Regions from separate parts of the Homo sapiens genome. Here region 2 is linked to region 1. A link is a contact called in ENCODE Hi-C or POLR2A ChIA-PET data. All regions are on one chromosome and are shown on one strand. Each heading gives the region's core, a stretch centred on a gene start or an enhancer-like site at or near the end of the contact. The rest is flanking DNA. Distances are from core to core; before and after follow the strand shown.

Evidence for each region. A loop is a pair of places that touch in the nucleus more often than their neighbours do. ChIA-PET counts read pairs that join two places held with the same protein, here RNA polymerase II (POLR2A). Pooled maps may share reads with other maps.
Region 2: a map with no recorded cell type shows a loop between it and region 1 (2.6-fold over the local background). The contact joins the promoter of PRMT6 here to the enhancer-like site in region 1. A Hi-C loop is called at or near these places in 4 of 37 single-sample maps with no recorded cell type and 1 of 50 pooled maps. POLR2A ChIA-PET finds 5 or more read pairs at or near these places in 1 of 52 experiments (activated B cell).

What each region holds. Positions count from the first base shown.
Region 1 is chr1:107,244,679-107,250,839 of GRCh38, reverse strand. All of the region lies in intron 2 of NTNG1 (netrin G1), which reads right to left. Among named protein-coding and RNA genes, the nearest start is that of NTNG1, 110 kb to the right of the region's middle. Within about 2 kb of position 3,764, at least 3 of the 41 ENCODE cell types and tissues checked have a DNase peak (open chromatin) inside an H3K27ac peak, as active enhancers do.
Region 2 is chr1:107,051,425-107,058,088 of GRCh38, reverse strand. It overlaps PRMT6 (protein arginine methyltransferase 6), which reads right to left and starts at 1,415. Exons shown (of 1, transcript NM_018137.3): 1 at 1-1,415. The coding sequence starts at 1,373. The coding sequence ends at 246. RefSeq lists enhancers at 614-823, 834-963, 974-1,113, 1,134-1,183.

The DNA of each region.
Region 1 (6,161 bases), core at 2,515-5,014:
CTCCACCAGTTGCCTGGCGGGTTGGCTGCTTTCAGCTGAAGCTGCCTTGACCAAGGTCACCCTATCTCTCTTCCTCTCCAGGAGCAGCTCACTTCCAATGACTGGTTGACGCAGGGCCGACCCTCTTGCCTGGATTCTGGACACATCTCTGAAGGACCGAGAGTTAGGTTGAAGGCAGTTTTGCAAAGGTATTACAGCTCAGCTTCTCCCTCTCTCTTCTTCCCTTTTTCTTTCACAGTTGTCTTTCTTTTATTTTTTTTATTTTTTTTATTTTTTAATTATTATACTTTCAGTTCTGGGATACATGTGCAGAACGTGCAGGTTTGTTACATAGGTATACATGTGCCATGGTCAGCACACTAACACAGGAACAGAAAACCAAACACCACATGTTTTCACAGCTGTCTTTCTTGAGAGCATTCCTGAAGGCTGCCCTGGGCTCAACCCTCAGGGTTTCATAGTGTTTCCCAGGAGCACACCTGCCATGCCTTCCTTTGTGTATCACTTCCTGACCACCTCCCACATCCTGGCAGCAGTAACCACCATCCTGAATTTGGTGTGTATCATTTTCATACAGTTCTTTGTATTTTTACCAGAAGAGGTTTCAGTTTTCTACATTCTTTGTGAAGCCATCTCATTATCTTATCACTTTGGAGACCTCTTTGGTTAAAATAATCAGTGAATTAAATCTATGAAGACAGTAACAATCTGGACCTATGTCTAAAGGTATAAATTTGTGCCAAGGAAGGCTTCATCAAAGACTGTAGGTAAATGTAGGTAAATAAATAAGTTTCTGATCCTTTTATATAACAAGAAAAGCACTTCTCCCTGCCCCTACACTGCATGGGAGACTGTCACCATGGGGAAGGACCACTGGAATGAATTGACTTACAAATGAATATCTCTGTTAGTACCTGCTCTTCTCCCATGTAAGCCCAGTGCATCTGTTGGTGAAAACATGTGATGCAGAAAAATACAATAGAAAAATGCATATTATGGTAACATTTCCCAAAATATATCTCATAAAGTGTTAGTCCCATAGTTTTTATTTTACAGGAAGGGTCTTTGTAGTCATGCAAATTTGTAAAACTCTGAGTCAAACGATGTGAAGTAAGCTCATTTTCTCAGGAATTGTGAAGTCCTTAACATGCTAATATACAGTGTGGATTATTAAGAGAAAGAGATTTTATGTAGTTCTCTGAAAACTCATATGAACACAGAACCCATTTTTAGGGTAGTCTCATCACAATAACACATTTGGGGAACTTCTAGGAAACAATGCAAATAATAGTGTCTTAGACATAATGTCCAAATACACATATAGTTACCCAAACTAACTTTTTTTTTTTTTTTTTTTGAGACGGAGTTTCACTCTTGTTGCCCAGGCTGGAGTGCAATGGCGCCATCTCGGCTCACAGCAACCTCCGCACCCCAGGTTCAAGCAATTCTCCTGCCTCAGCCTCCAGAGTAGCTGGGATTACAGGCATGCGCCACTACGCCCAGCTAATTTTGCATTTTTAGTAGAGATGGGGTTTCTCCATGTTGAGGCTGGTCTCGAACTCATGACCTCAGGTGATCCGCCCATCTGAGCCTCCCAAAGTGCTGGGATTACAGGTGTGAGCCACCGTGCCCGGCCTTACCCAAACTAACTTTTAAATTATTATTATTATTATTATTATTGAGATAGAGTCTCACTCTTGTCACCCAGGTTAGAGTGCAGTGGTGTGATCTCGGCTTACTGCAACCCCCACCTCCCGGGTTCAAGTGATTCTCCTGCCTCAGCCTCCCAAGAAGCTGAGATTACAGGCGCCTGCACCATGCCCAGCTAATTTTTTTTTTTTTTTTGTACTTTTAGTAGAGACAGAGTTTCACCATGTTGGCTGGGCTGGTCTTGAACTCCTGACCTCAGATGATCCGCCTGTCTTGGCCTCCAAAAGTTCTGGGATTATAGGCATGAGCCACCACCCCCGGCCTAACTTTTACATTTCAATCAATAATAATAAACCTCTGATGAAGTAAACCACCAACATTCTTAAGGATTTATAAGCCAGATATACATACAAGTATACCTGTGCCCATTCATGAAAGAATGATGTGAAATTCAGTACTTTGGGAATAAAGAACAGTCTTGCATTTTCACCACCCTCCTGGATTTGGGATGTGACCAGAATAAGAAAGTTGTATAGTAACCGACAGGTTAATAAAATCGCTTATATTGTGATCGTCATTATAGATTCAGTGAACTCTACTTGGTGGCCAAAAGCAATGAAAAATGCTTGTCTTAAATCACAGAAGACCTGAGGACAAGTGGGTAGTGAAAGTACGCTAGGTAATCTTAGTTCCTTAGTAAGATTAACTCCTTGTTACCTCTCATGTCTGTTGAGCACCAAATTTGTAAAGGCAGCTACAAATCCCAGACTTTCCTAAACCAAAAACTGGCTTCACCACCTGCTACTCCCTCTAGAAATTGGAGAAGACATCGTATTACATAGGTGAACCCAATAGCATTGTGACATGATGCTGCCACTGCCATCATCGAAGTGATCATGAATGAATCCTCACCATTCTCATTCAGGAGTCAAGACCCCAAACAGAATGATCTGGTTAACAAAGGCAAGGTCACAGGACTGAGCCCCAGCTGCCAAGAGGCCTGAAAACTTTCATTTCTCTTTCTTAACTTCTGACTTGGAGACAAGGTACCTTATTACAATAATAGTATACACAGTGGCATTTTCCATTTAAATAGAATGGCATGTTGGCAGTAGGATTGCTAAAAAATAAAAGAAAAAAAGAAAAAAGTCTACTACCGTGGCAAGGGATCATTTTGAATGACCACTCCTAGTTCTATGGGAACTCTACAACTATCTAAATGAAGGAACAACTGTAGTTGGTGAGTCTGAGCCTCTCCATCCACTTTTCACCTCATCTGTGCAGCACCAGACTGACTTCACTGCACTGGCTTCACTTGAAAAGGTGGGTGTCAGACACATATTAACTGAGCAGAGAACCACAAAGCTTCTCAAGGTCTGGATAGCTGATGGAGCCCACAGCTGAGATTTGCTTCACTTGACATTGATATTGGTTTTTTGTTTTTGTTTTTTATAAGATAACTCATTTGTTAGGAGTAAATGAGATCTTCTCCTTTATGTGGCAAATGGTTGGCATTACAAGTTTGACATTCAGGAACCCGACAAAGAAAAGCTGATCATGTTATCTGGAGGGGAGGGAAAAGGTCAAGTTCTAAGATTGGGACCCAAACTCACAGTATTAAGGCAAAAATTGAAGAGAAGGTCCATGTTTTCGAGCATAGGTCTGTCAAGAATTCACTAACACACACTGAAAGACGTTATTATACTCACTTTACAGAAGAAGAATCAGAGTCTTAAGTATTTTAAGTAACTTGTATGACTTTGCATGATACAGCTCATCAGTAGTAGAGAAACTTGGCCTATCTAACTCCAAGCTCTGTGCTAGCCATTACATGATCTTCTTAGCTTGTTTCTCTCCTTTTCATCACTCTGTAGCCTCATTTTAAACTTACGACTGAAAGAGATAGAAACACAAAGAAAAGACCAGCTAATTAAGTAATGATTATTTCTAAGCAAGATTGAGGGTGCTGTTGTGGCATGATTAATGGTGCGACAAGTCCCACTTAGTATTCAGGAAATGACCAATTGCATGAGTGCAGACACAAAGTCTCAGAAGGTTACAACTATTCTTATGGAGAATTACCCTTTCGGCTTCTTCCACCAGAGCCTCACAGTGGTCTCCTCAAATGTACTTTAGTGAAAAATCAAGTAGGAAGACAGCCTCATCTCCGAATCCGCTGGGTTTCTAGGGTGACAGCCACATCAATAAAGCCACAGAGAAGTGGCAGATAATGTGACATGTCTTTATAGGAATAACCCGATGCCTGGCTGATAGCTGTAGTTCTCACCAAGAAAGGAAGCGTACGATGGCTATTACAATTTACATATGGGTGTTGTATATCATGAAAAATTAGATTTACTATATAAATAAATTTAACCTCTGTTATAAACAGGATCTTGGATTTTATGTGTGATTCACTGAAAAGCTCCTTTAAGTAGTCAGTTTTCCTATTATATTTACATTTTTTATAACTTACTATACAGGGGCTCTGAGATTGCAAAATTTAAGATTTCAGCATTAGTAGCTACCGCAATAAAAAATTAAGCATAGGTAAAACACATTTTTAAAATTATAATGTATATATTATATTACAGGAAATAGGAGTAGATGAGAAAAATCAAATGGAAACCCAGCCACTCACGATTATGACTACTACATCAATTGAGGTTTAAAGGTATTTCCCCATTGTAAAACAGGGATTAATATATTTATAATAGTATCATTTAAAAACAGTTGCATTTAAGCTTTCCTTTCCCACAAGGACATTTTTTTTTTTTTTTTGCTTAAACAAGGAGAATAAAACTCTCATATTGACTTTATATTGTATAGCCTACTACTAATAATTAAATAAACTCAAGCCTGTAATCCCAGCACTTTTGGAGGCCGAGGTGGGCACATCATAAGGTCAGGAGATCGAGACTATTCTGGCTAACACGGTGAAACCCCGTCTCTATTAAAAATACAAAAATAATTAGCCAGGCGTGGTGGCAGGTGCCTGTAGTCCCAGCTACTCAGGAGGCTGAGGCAGGAGAATGGCATGAACCCAGGAGGCGGAGCTTGCAGTGAGCGGAGATCACACCACTGTACTCCAGCCTGGGCAACAGAGCAAGACTCTGTCTCCAAAACAAAACAAAACAAAAATAATAATTAAATAAAATCTCCTATAGCAACAAATGTTTTTAAACTACTAATCTAGGGATGTAAAATTTACAGCTGATATATATGAAATAAATTTTGTTTTAATAAGAGAATTACAAGGATACATATCATTTATTGACCACCTAGTATGTTTCTGGCTTTAAATGAGGCTGTTTATTCATTATAACATGTAATAGAACAATTTTTGGGATAGGTATTACTTCCATTTAATAGATGAGAAAATAGTGACTTAGTATTAACACCTAATTAAAAAGCGCATGGGTGATAATACGCAGCAAGCCATTCAAACCTTGATGTGTTTCTGTGACTCTTAATCCCTACGCATTTGCTTTTCACCCTTGGCTACATAAAACAACTGCAATGAAAGTATTTTCCTAGATTAACGTTCTGTAAATCATTCAAATAAGTAGCATCAAATTAGACTAAGAAAACAGTATTGATTACAAACAATAGTAAAAGCAAGACAATAAATATGAATAAAAAGAAATATACATAAATGGAGAAAAGCAAATTAAACTTGAAAAATCATTTCAATTTAAAAACTAAGCAGTGGTGGCAAGAGCAGAGATTCTTTTTTCTTATAATAGCCAAATAGGCTGATGGCTCATTTCTTTGTACAGCAACATTCTGATTTTTCTCCTGAAGCTGGAAATGCCTATTTACCAGAATGAGAAAAATACTTACACTTACGTAAACTGCAGTGGTAAATTATGCATGCTCAATTAATCCACAAGTATAGCCCTGGGTTTGCTCAAGGTTTTTCAAGCATAAGATGCAGGTGCCATGCTGATAATTTATCAACCACTGGATTTTTAGTCATCTATTCAGATTAGCCTGATAGTGTATGAAGTGTTTATTGTTTAAAAGGAATTTGCCTGGATAAATTCCTGCCGCTGTCCCTCCCCCACCACATCATTCATTATTGAGCTCTATAGATGTGAAAGATGAACACTTATGGGTCTTTTTTTGATACAGTTCCGAGAAAGTTCTGTTAGCTAACAAATCCAGCCCACAATAAATCTTCTTTATTTACTGCTCACCTGGCTATGGCTCTATCAGTATCAGCAGGAGAAAAGATAAAATCTTATCAGTGAACTGCGCTGACACCAGATGCAGTTTCCCTTTCAGGACTTGGGGCATGTGAATTGCACACTAGTTCTATCAGGCTCCAAAGTGACAGCTAAATTCTCCAGTGCAAGATGCACAGTCCAGACCGTGCCACAGTCAAGGTCCTGCTGTTCGCGCCACACTCTTCACCTCATTCAGAAGATCTGTGTAAGGCATGTGTAAGAGAGAGAGCTAGATTGGCAGACAGACAGACAGACAGAGAAGAAGGGAGAGAACACCTTGAG
Region 2 (6,664 bases), core at 166-2,665, 190 kb after region 1:
CTAAATGCCCAATAATAAGCACGCTGTATCCGTTGTTGAGGGGGATCACTTTTTAAGTAAACATCACCAGAAGAATCTCTTCAAATGGAGAATGAAGTCACTCTCCCTCCCTAGAGGCTATGAGGGAAAAGGGGGAGATATTCCCCCTACTTGCACGTGGGATCTCCCTTTCCCCTCCGACCTCGCTACGCCTCTCCCACGCAGGTCAGGCTGCTTTGGGAGGTAGCTGGGAGAAAAGGCAACGCTCAGTCCTCCATGGCAAAGTCTTTGGTCTTCTCCTCCTGGTCTCCCACTTTGTAGCGCAGCAGCACGCGCAGGCGACGGGGGTTGTCCCGGGAGGGCAGCAGCGTGATCTCTCCTGAAACGTCCGTGTCTTGCTCCACTTGCACCGGCTCGTTCAGGTAGAGGAGCGCCTGTTTCCAGTGAGTGGCCGGGTGAAAAGGCGAGGTGGACAGCACCAGGGGTTTCTCCGACTCCCCTCCAGGGAAGGTCACCTGGAACCAGATGGCAAAGCCATGCATGGGCGCCGAGCCATAGCAGCTGCAGCGGAAGCGCCCGCCCACTCCGGCCTCCAGCTCCTGCTCCAAGCCGGCGCGGGAGAGCTCTAGCTGAGCAAAGCGCTGCGGCCGGGCCAGCACGTCCTCGCCGGACAATCCCTGCACAACGATCTCCGAGTGGCCCATGAGACAGCGCGTGGCGAAGCCCTCCAGGCAGCTCATGTCCACACCATAGTGCTGCTTCACCTGGCTCCAGAAGCCCAGGCGCCATTCCAGCATCTGGTCGCTGATGGGGGCTATGAAGAGCTCGGCGGAGGCCGGCAGGAGAAGACCGCCCTCCTTCAGCCACTTGGTTCGCGCGTGGAGGACGGAGCTCAGCATGGACTCGTGCAGGAGTCCGTAGCCCATCCACTCGCTCACGATGGCATCCACCTGTTCCGGCAACTCTACAGTCTCCACTGGTCCCGGCAGGACGTGCACCCGGTCCTCCAGCCCGTTGAACCGCACCACCTCCCGGGCCTGTTGCCAGATGGCGCTGGCCTCTACCGCGTACACGCGCCGGGCCCCGGCCTGGGCACAGAAGATGCTCAGAATGCCGGTGCCCGCGCCCACGTCCAGTACCGTCTTGCCTCGCAGTGCTGCCCAGTTCCGAAGGATACCCAGGCGGTAGGCATCGGTGCGGACGCGGTCCGCGATCATCTCCTCGTGGACCGAAACGTCCGAGTAGCACTCGTAGTACAGCTGGTCCCGTTCCCGCTTAGTCCTCCGGGGTCGCTCCAGGGCCGCCTCCCGCTCCGCGCCATCTTCCTCTTCAGTTCCCTCCCCTCCTTCGCCGCCGCCCCCCGACTCAAGCTTTCTTTTCTTGGGCTGCGACATCTTGGCCGCTCTGCCCGGCTCCCGGCGGGCGTAGCGCGGCACGGCGCGGGCTCCAGGAAACGGGGGCTTCTGGGACTTGTAGTGCGCGCTCGTCCTTCCTACTTCCTGCGGGGTCGCCCGGCCGGCGGCGCGGAAGGTCTCCTGTGCCTGCTCACGGGAGCTGTTTTGTATTGCTCTTCTGGTGTCCTGGCATCCCTTTTCCCACCCACGACGCCCACATTCTGAGATCCTTTCATTCCCCCTCCCACCCTTAGCTCCTCAGTTTTTTGCTTTCACTCCCTTCCTGAAGTAGGCACGCACACTTAAGACTAATAATCCACCTTTGTTTCTTCTGCTGAACTCACCTCTGTTTTTTTTGTTTGTTTTTCTGTTTTTTGTTTTTTTTGAGAGGGAGTTTCGCTCTTGTTTCCCAGGCTGGAGTGCAATGGCGCGATCTCCGCTCACCGCAACCTCCGCCTCCTGGGTTCAAGCGATTCTCCTGCCTCAGCCTCCCGAGTTGCTGGGATTACGGGCGCATGCCACCAGGGCCGGCTAATTTTGTATTTTTGGTAGACGGGGTTTCTCCCTGTTGGTCAGGCTGGTCTCAAACTCGCGACCTCAGGTGATCCGCCCACCTCGGCCTCCCAAAGTGCTGGGATTACAAGCGTGAGCCACCGCGCCCGGCCTAACTCACCTCTGGTTTTATTCCACCGAATTAACATGGCAGCACCATCCACCCACTACCGCCTTAACTGGACAATTGTAGCTCTTAAAGTGCTCCAGCTGTGGCAATTTAGAAACTGCACTACGCATTTCTTTTTTCTGTTTTCAGTGCAGTTAGAGTGCAAATGTAACAAAATTAAAACCTAACAATGCAAAATCTTGGTTCTGATTCCAGTATGACCACTAATTAGTTGAGTGATTTAGGGCAAATAATAGAACTTCTCTGGCCTTTAGTTGCCCATTCACCCACCAGCGAATCTTCATTGCAGTTGGGGAAGAACTAGGTTTCTGGTTCTACTTAGAAGAATAGTTACTTGGCTTTCGGCTCTGCTCTGATAATTCTGTGGCTCTCTTAAGAGTTAAATCCTGAAAAGTGCAGACTCAAGAGCCATGTGATACAAGCAAACTCGTTGCTAGGTGTATTCTATATATATATGCGTTTTTTTCTCTCAGAAATAACGGAATCAATTTCTTTTAATCACTTTCTCAATGCAATTCATTTTTTCCTGTGTTTTCTTGTCCGGGCAATATTGACACTCTCCTCTTTCTCTTATATTTTTCTTGTAGTCAACCATCAGCTGTTACTCTCTTTTTGTTGTCCATAATGGAAATAAAATATGTTTTTAAATATGTGTGGCATCTGTATGGGTGTCCGTGTTATTAACAAGGTGGGCATAATGCCATTTTCTGCCAGCTTGAAAAAAAAGTCACTCAGAGTAAAATGGATTTTTATTTTCTTGTGGTCTTGAATTATGTCCTTGTAACCAATAGGCCTGTATTCCTTGTCTGGGATCAAAGTTCTTTCATCCTATTTTCTCTATTAATCTTTCATTAGCAGAATAGGTTTATTGATATGGCATCCTTAGCTGTACTCTACTTCTAACTCAAGACTCTCCATCCTGGCTGCTTATTAGAATTCTCTAAGGAGCTTTTTAAAAAATACCGATGCCTGGGTCTACCTCAGACCAATTAAATCGGAATCACTCCAGTGGAACCTGGGCTTCTAGTTTTTAAAAGCTCCCCAGGGAATTCTAATGGGCAGCCAGGGTGAGAACAACTGTTTCTCACTAAAATGATCTTAGTTAAATCTTGCTTCGTTATTTTAATTGGGTAAATTGTATTTTTTTCAGTGGCCTGGGCTCAACCATTTAAGGCTAAAAACCTTGAAGTATTTCTTCTCTTTTTCTGCCTTGGTTTAATATCTTATTTTAAGATAATTGAGGCCCAGTGTAGGACATCAGATTAGAGTTGTAAATGTGACCACTTTAATATGTTACTTTTATTAATAGGTTGTTACTTAGTGTATACTTTTGCCATTCTTTCTTTCCTCAAAATGTCACCTTTTCCTTTTAAATACATTCATTCCTTCACCCAATTTTCAATTCACTTCCTTATGGTCTCTTTTAAGAAAATTCTGAATATAAGTTTCACTGGTTCTACCTCCAAAATATATCTTGAATCCATCTGCTTTTCTCCATTTCTATTGTCAACACCCTAGTCTAATCTTCCATATTGACTTGCCTGAAAATTAGTCTCCTAAGGGATCGCTCAGCTTCTAATCTCAACCCTATCTAATCCCTTCTCTACATAGCTGAAAGAATAAGCTTTTATAAAACCCATTGGGCCATGTCATTCTTCAGTAACTTCCCGTGTTAGTTAATGGAACAATTCAGTAACTTCAGGTAACTTCCCATCTCATCTCATACCATTTTTCCCAACTCTTCATTGGGCTCAAGATATACTGGTTTCTAATAACACATTTCTTTCCTGTGTCAGGTCGTCATGCATACTCTTCTGGTGCTGAGAAAATTGTTTTTCTCCTTAGCACTTCACTTTAGTGGCTTCTCATCCTTCATGTCTCAACTTAAATGTTACCTCATGAAAAAGGCCTTTCCTGGCTTCCTTAAATAATATTTTCAAACCCAAGACACTATTTTGTTCCCTCCCAGCATTCATTATTATCTGTATGTATTTAATTAATTTATTTGTTTTCTATACAATATCAACTCCAGGAGACTTGGACTTTTGTATTCCCACTATTGCAGTCCTTAGCACTACAACAGAAGCTGGCACATAGAAAGTGCTCAATAAATAGTCTTGAACAAAGTCTATTGTGGATGTAGAGAGTTTTGCTTCATTAGTTCAATGTGACAATGTGACTTGGTAAACTCTGAGATAGATCCAGATATAGATAGAATGTGGAATGCTCCCAGAAATGAGAATAGTATAAATTTTAAATACTGTTAATGCTTCTAGATAGAATAGTGGTAAGCACCAAACATTATCCCTAGAGCAGATTAAAAAAGGTCTGTGGCACTTTCCTTTCCTGCCCTTTTATTTGATATAGAGAAGGAGTTCTTTACTGATCTTTTGTACCACAGTGAGATGTTTTAAGTAGGAAAGGGACCTAGATCATAGCCCTTCCCTAAGCCGTGCGGCTCAGCAGCAAACCACCTGCATGGGAGAAGAGTTGGAGTTCTGCTGGCAGAGCATTCTTAGTATTTTCATTTCAGCGATCTGCTTGCCACGTCTATTCAATGCTCAAACCCAGTTTTTCAAACAAATGATCTTGAAATTTTAATTTAGTGCAACTTGACCACCATTAAGAAGAAATAATAGATCAGAAAATACTAAATGTGTCAAATGAGTAAAGGTGGGTATTATTTCATAAAACTTGTTTCGTGGCTCACACCTGTAATCCTGGCACTTTGGGAGGCCGAGGCAGGCAGATCACGAGGTCAGAAGTTCGAGACCATCCTGGCCAACATGGTGAAACCCTGTCTCTACTAAAAATACAAAAATTAGCTGGGCATGGTGGCACGCGCCTGTAGTCCCAGCTACTCAGGAAGCTGAGGCAGGAGAATCGCTTGAACCCGGAAGGCAGACGTTGCAGTGAGCAGAGATTGTGCCACTGCACTCCAGCCTGGTGAAAGAGCGAGACTCCGTCTAAAAAAAGTACTGTATGTATATTTCTTGCTTCAGGTTATGGTTAAAAGTTTGAAATATACAGCTTACTGTTCTCCAAAAACACTATGAATTTTGGGACTTCTGTACTTTTGCTTTGCGTGCCTCTACTCTTCCCTCCTCTCACTCATCTTTTTAGCTAATGCTCAAATGATGTTTTTTCAGCCAGTCTATGGCCCTTTAATACATATAACTCTTTTTGCACTTGTATCATTGTATCAGAACTATTTATATATCTGGCTTTGGACTGTGGACATTTGAACACCAAGATTTTGTATTTTTCATTTTTATGCTGAGAACCTAGTGCATTGTGCTGGAATCTGGACCTTTCCATATTCCAGATTGTTGCTCCCAAGTATACTGAGGTTCACAGATGTGCTTTGGATGACTGGGAGAATCATGATCTCTTTTCTGTATCAAACACACTCATTTATTTGTTCAACCATTCATTTATTCAACAGGCATTCTGGACTTTTATCATTCTAGAAATAAGGAATAAAGTAAACAAAAAGCAAACATTCTTATCTCTGAGGAACTTATATTTTTGTGTTAATGTTATGTTATCTATTATTATTATGCTTTTTTACTAGCAATTTATTATACCACTTTTAAGTCTCAACTCTCATGTATTATTTTATCTTGGATGTGCTGATGTGATATTCTCCCACAAATATTTATTTCTAAATTTCTTTCCCTTTTTAATTCAAAGGTATATTATTTAAAAATATTTTTTAAAGCCTAGTGTAAGGATTGAAGATAGTTCTTTCAGGATTTCAAAAATTCACTGTAATTCTCAAAGTGTGTTGAGGAAGGGTAAAGGAGCAATGGCATGAAAAATGTTATAACTGTCTCTTTGATATGAATATTCGTTAAATGATGTAGTTCTTGCCATTCTGCAGTTACTTGGAAGCTGCCAGCATAGAAAGAAGTACTACTGTTAAAAAAAATTTATATAAAATAAAGACACAAGTGGTGACTTTTATGTCTAAACAAATTGGAACATCAAACATAGAAAGCCTAGGTATATGTTATTATCTTGATATGTATAGTGTCTTTTAGATCCGTGGTGTATTGGCCCAGCTATTAAACCCCATACTGAAACAGATGAATAGCAAATTCACAGCTTCTTGATGATATTATTATGAGTGGGTGTAATTCTTTAAGAAAAGTTTGTATTGAATTGTTTAGGTAGTATAAACAAGGATATTATACACTTAATTAATAATTATCAATTCAGTTTCTATTTATTGAGCCCTCTTAAAATACAGAATATTGAACTGTAACAACTTCAGGTATAAATATTGATTATGACATTTTAACAATTTCTACTATAAATCAGGCCAACCATAATAAAAATAGTAAAGAAAAATGTGAATGTAAATTATAATGTGGGGAAAAGTTATGTCTCAGTGCATCCATGGAAATGTACACCTGCTTACCTACCTAAGGCATAATGAGAATCGGGTAGCTTAATGAAATTCAGATATTAAGCCTAATGAATATCATTTAATAGAACTTCTGTCTCTTTTTTATTCTTTTGTGCAAACCTTTAACATGAAAGAAAGCCAGCTATTGGCTTTTTTTTGCTGTGTCATGCTTTTTTATTTTCTAACTTTTATGGGTAC